Linked DNA regions of Homo sapiens: region 1 is linked to region 2. A link is an interaction called in ENCODE POLR2A ChIA-PET data of the cell type or tissue named here. Cell type or tissue: PC-9. All regions are shown on one strand. Each heading gives the region's core, and the rest is flanking DNA. Links, peaks and the distances in the headings are about the cores only. Region 1 has its middle 94 kb from the start of LINC01335. Region 2 has its middle 2.5 kb from the start of LINC01335.

Region 1 (2,920 bases), core at 198-2,697, 97 kb before region 2:
TTCTAGTGTGGTCTCACCAGCTCCACTAGCCTGAGACAGGACCAGAGTCTCACAGGAGCCACCTTCGGTGGTGGAGCTCTGAAAATACGTGTCTATCAGGACCCTACTTCTGAAGATTGTGATTCAGCTGGCCTGGGATGGGGCTCCACATATGTTTATCTGTACCTGTATGTGCCATCTATATCTATATCCAATGTATAGCTATATCAAATGGATGCCTATAGCTATAGCTTTATTTTTTAAACCCTTCAGATGATTCTAATGCATATGACTGAAAATCCCTTCTATGAGAAGTGTGGAGAGCTGGGATCATGTCACATTTACTCTTGTACCCACATCAGGTCCTGGCACTTGGTAGGTGCTCAGTTTACATGTCGTGAATGAAGTAATTACTCACATTGAAACATGGGAATAGCCCACCCAGGACCTAAGGTCCTGCCTCTGCACTACCCAAGTTAACCTATCAGGACTTGGTGATGTGCAAGGCTCTGGGAAGAATGCAAATTAATGAAAAAGCTTGGTTCCAGTTTTCAAGGAGGAAATCACCTTTTTGGAGTGAGGGGCAGGCACACATGTAATGGGAAAGGTTCAGTCCAACAGAGTATAAAGCAATCATCAAAAGGCAGGATTCCTGGAATAAAAGTGTGAGCTGGAAGAGCAGAGTCTGCGGAATTATTAAAAAATTGTTCTCTAAGTTTTAGGGCCTGTGTGCCCAGGAAGATGAAAATTATTGAGTAGGGTTTAAAGAGAGAATGATCTTGAATTCTAGGCAACAGCAATCTGTTGGAGGAAGATAAGGGGGCCAGTGGGGCAGGTAGATTGAGGAAGGGAAGGGGGATCAGGAGACGGCGTCAGAGACAGAAGGTTGCAGGTTGCTGGATTGGATTTTTAGGCCAATATACTGACTTTGTTTTTTCACTCTGAGTGACTTGGGGAGTCAGCAGATGATTCCGAACAGAGAAGTGACATGCTCTGGCTTCAGTAGGGTAGGGAGAAGGGAGATCAGTTAGGAAATTCTGTGTAATAACCCAGGTGAGAGATAGCAATGGCTCAGATCAGGGTAGTAACTCTGGAAATGGTTAGAATAAAAGGCCATCCCCATTGTGCCATAAATAACAAATAGCAAGTGCTTATATGGAGCCTACTGTGAACAAGACTTGTGCTAACAAATTCAGCCCTCACATCAACCCCATGAGGTGGGTACTAGTATTGCCATTCGCATTTTACAAATAAAGAGAATGAGGTTCACAAATATTAAGTAGCTTGTCCAAGGTCACATGGCTGGAAAGCAGCAGTTTCAGGATTTACCTCCAGAAAACCTGACTCCATTCATGATTTATGCCATTTGTCATTTCCGCTGCCTCTCCTGGCAGTGCCAGATTTGGACAAGACCATCTAATCTATGTCCTGGGCTCCCTCCATGTCTTTTTTAGCCAGTACAAAGCCTGGGTTTCAACCCAAGAGGACAAGTATATGAAGAGAAAGTACGCTGGGTGAAGGCAATTTGTGGCAGGTACACAGTTCTACAATGAGGTAGAACTGGTTCCCCAGCCCTAATGACTCCATAAGCAACTAATGAGTTACACAAACACAGACTCTGTCAAGTGATGCCTGTGAGATTTGCACTCTCTCTCTCTCTCTCTCACACACACACACACACACATTCATACACACATACACATTCACACTCGCCTGCTGCACATTAGAATTTCCTTTGTCACCCACTTTTACCAATGGACCTGCCATTGGAGAATTTTTTTTTCTTAGAGCAAGGATCTGTGGTTGGTTTGCAGCTGTCAAAGGGTCAGGTTTTTTGGCAAGCATTGAATAGATGGCACACTCTGGGATCCTGGCATTATCGAGTGCTGGGCCACACAATTGTTCTCTCCTGAGGGGTGTGTGTGAGTGTGTGTGTGTGTGCACGCGAGAGACTGTGTGTGTGTGTTTGTAGGGGGAGACGGTTGTGGGCAGCAGGGGCTATGCCACCAGAAGAGTAACACATAAGGAAATGAATCCACACATATCAAAGACAAGAAATATGAGTACACTATTTAGGAAAACAGTCATTCTGAAGTGGGAGTAGAGATCATGTTGCTCTTTCATGTGAAGCCAAAAAGAACTTAAGACTGTGTTGATTGTGCCTGAAAAACAGCCACAGTCACACGGGACTCAGGTAAGTGTGAACACAGCAGCAGGAAATGCTGTATTTCTGGCCTCAGAACCCCATTTACACCCATATAATAGGCCTGGAACCTCAGCTAGAATCTGCCTCTCCTTGGGAAGCTACCACCTCCATAGATCCCCACTGAGCCCACTCAAAGCCTGATGAATCCTATTGGGCAACTCACTTAAAAAGATCCAAAGGCTTCCTTAAATAACCCCATTTGCCTCAAGAGAACCGGAAGATGGTCCTTCTTGACCATCTGCCGTGGCACAGAAATGCTGGGGCATTGGGGAATGATCTCAGAAACACTAGTGATTCAGGGAAAGGACAAGAATGAGAGACACACACAATGAAGACCACATGAGCATGGAAACACCTCCCAAAATGTGACTTTTACTTCCAACCCAGGCGTCCCAGTCAGATACTGCATGTTTTTAATGTTTCACTTAAAGCAAGAGGTAAGGAAGGAGTTCTAGGAATGGGACGCTTGGATTGCTAGTGAAGAGGGAAGTTGTAAAGAAGATACTGACCTCTAAGTGTTTGCAATCTTCTCCAACCCTGCCTGGCTACACTCTAAAAGGAAGATACCCAGGGATCTTCCCAGCAACTGTTCTGCCTGGGAGTGTTACAGAGCTGATGGGGTTAAAATGGCCACAGTGAAGCCAAACTGGAGAAGAATGAGAGCTGGCAGATTCCCATTGATTGGATAGAGAGGAAATGAACAAGAAAAAGACATCTGATAAGGAGAGAGGGGGG
Region 2 (2,920 bases), core at 192-2,691:
ATCTTTCCTGGTTATTTGATGAGGTCCCTAAGGAAAGCATTTAAGATAATTGCATTTATTTTGGAAAGGAGCTTTCTTGGTCACATAAAGAAATTCCAGGAAGAGTCCTTCCTTGTGCTTAAGAGACAAGACAAAGGTAGAGGAACCTTCATTCTTAGGCAGCTTCTAGGGCTCCTCAGCACATCACAGCAACAGTCTTTGGGGCATCACTTTCTGGGCCCCAACATTCTCAAAGGCAAAGATTCTGTTTTATTCATCTCTACACATCTTCCTCTCTTCCCCTTTTACTAAGTCATGGCAGATATAGCCTGCTATGAAGTTGGCACCATTAGAGAAGGTATGGTTGCTTAGCTGTATCTGTGCCTAAAGTGAACATGTGTACTCTTAGTCACACCCAGTTTCTACTTCCACTTCTTGTGGAAACAGTCCCCATCTTCATTTAGAAATCCATTCATCTCCTATTTTCAGTCTACATGGTTCCAGGGAGATGACCATAACACAAGCTCATTGTGACATGTGATTCAGACCACCCAACATGATTATTACATTTTTCAATAACTGGCTTAGAAAGGACATTTAACCCAACAGGGACAATGAGATACCTTAGAGTTTTCTTCTGAGGTGTTTGTGAGGGAAAGAGTCACTCTTATTGCTTGCTGGATTTGAAACTAAGAACTATCTTGCTGTCACATGGAGTTGACACTTTTAAGCTTACAAAAAAAAAATGACCAAGTCAAAATATGATGATAATAACAGTTGTGATTAACTAACCTAAGCCCCCAAATCTATCATTCTGAAGCCCTGAATACCTTTCATTAATACATTCCCTTTTCTGCTTAAGCCTTTTTGAGTTTCCTGTCACTTATTACTGACACAGACTCCCTGAGACAAAGCTTTATAAGGACCTTCTTTGACTCCTATCAACTGCAAAAACAATATCTAATAAAAAACATAAGAAATGGCTGTGTGGGTGATATTTATGCTGGTGTTAGGAAAGCTCATACCCCGGCAGTAGAAAACATAGCAATTCAAAAGCACATGTTCTGGGAAGTGACTGCTAGCTGGGTCTGTTTTTTGCTTTACATCATTGCTCTCTTCTGTGAGTACTAATAATTGAGACTAGGTCATATACTTTATAAGTGCTTCAACAGCAGTGCAATTGGTCCAGGAAGGGAAGTTTGGCAGCTGAGTCACCTGTCAGGATAGTGTGTTGCAGGAAATCTCCAAATCAAGGAGAGACGCCTTCCCAAGGAGAGGTGGAGCTGGACCGGGCAGCTGTGGGAAAAGTTGGTTTCTAGCCACAGGCTTTTTCTGTAGGTAAATCAAACCAGCCTAGTTTTCCAATCTAGGCACAGAGCAGGCACTCCAGTCTCAGACACTTTGATCCTTTCCATAGAGGACAAAGAGGTAATGGGGAGAGGCCATAGCCTACTCATTCAAGAAGGTAGTTCTCAGGATGAAAGTTCATCACAAATGTCTGTCCTCTCTGGATTTTGGCAGCTTTGTTGCCTGACTTGAATAATGGATCGTGTCAGAACGTTACCTAGAGGAATATGCCCACTGCTTAGCGAGTATCTTTGACATTATTGACCTTGAGTAACTTGAGGAAACAGTAGAGTCTATGATTTGCTTCATCTGAGGTTGATATTTTTTCCAACTACAAATAGTAGCTTCCCGCTTCCCCAGGATCAGACTCAGAGGGTGCCTTAAACGTCAATGCTGAACTACTCATTTCAGCTCCAGGAAAATAAGTCTGTTGTGTCTCAAAAGAATTGTTCTCTGAGGCAAAACAATCTTTTGCTGCAACGCCCCCACAAAAGCCTGCATGAAAGGGTCACACAAGTATGTACAAAGGAAAGATCAGTGAAGATTTCCTTTCTTCTCCCTCCGTTTTTTTTCCTTTTAGCGCTGAGCTATGAACATGCTTAAAAGTCCGAGTGATGAGATCAATTCTGAATGGTCCTTGTTCTTCAGGATAAGTTCAAAGGTATCAAAAGTCAGCCTTTAAGGCTGAAGGAAAAATGCTTTCTACTTTGCCGCCAAAAGAGTTTGAAGTCTGGGGGCTTCATAGAAATTCCAAGGTGAGAACCAGAAGGGAAGTCATAGACTGTTCCCTGACATTGGAGGATATGGCTTTTTTTTTTTTTTTTTTTTTTTTTTTGTAGGGAAATCAAATCCACACAGCTGTGCCTTTGGAACAATTAGACACACCTAGAAGATCACACCAGGATGTTAAGAAAATGAGACAAACAGTGAGCATTCTGACATCATATACACTGATTGGCTTTTTAAACTCTGGGGCCTTTTCACACAGATTTTACCCAGATAAAAATGCAAGCATCTGAACCATATGCTTAAGTGTTTTCTCTGTACCGCTGGCTGGAGCAGCTGGCAAAACATGATCTAGGACTGCTAAAACTGTTCTGACAAAAGCACTTTAGTGGGGTCTGCAGGACAGGGTCTGAAAGATGTCAGAATTTTTAAAAGGTACTAATTGCTCAAAGGATGAAGCAATCCCTCTGAAAACTAACCCAGCATTTTAATAGAACCCAGAACAATACTGAGAATCTCAGAGGGAAAATCTGCTTGTTTTCTAACTCCTGCTGATAAAGAGGAAAAGCATAACCACTAAGCACAGGGCAATGTGGAAGAATGTATTGGCTTTTCAGGCACCTATGAATCCTTCAAGAACTGTACCCAAAACTTTAGCAATTGAGCAAGAAACAAAAGAGCAGAAGCCTATTACCAAATCACTGTTGGAAAGAAGGCTATTTGGCCTCTGCAAACCTCTGATGTCTGTCAGTTCAATCCTTCCAACAGCTCTTGCAGAGGTCCGCCAGGAAGACAGTGAGGGGACTGTGGCCAAGGGATGTGGAAGAATGTCCTGTCCTCAACAGGCAGGCCCATTAACCCTCCAGGG

Evidence for each region. Peaks named below come from ENCODE experiments on the same cell type or tissue, not always from the same donor. Only the 100,000 strongest peaks of a DNase experiment are listed, where the experiment ranks them.
Region 1: POLR2A ChIA-PET joins it to region 2 with 5 read pairs; 1 of 35 experiments calls an interaction of 5 or more read pairs at or near these places.

The regions. Positions count from the first base shown.
Region 1 is chr5:74,212,549-74,215,468 of GRCh38, forward strand. No RefSeq gene overlaps it. Among named protein-coding and RNA genes, the nearest start is that of LINC01335, 94 kb to the right of the region's middle. In PC-9, for the core only: no CTCF peak of the experiment used is centred there; a DNase peak (open chromatin) is centred at 1,573; H3K27ac peaks cover 882 bases.
Region 2 is chr5:74,309,387-74,312,306 of GRCh38, forward strand. No RefSeq gene overlaps it. Among named protein-coding and RNA genes, the nearest start is that of LINC01335, 2.5 kb to the left of the region's middle. In PC-9, for the core only: no CTCF peak of the experiment used is centred there; a DNase peak (open chromatin) is centred at 1,195; H3K27ac peaks cover 1,449 bases.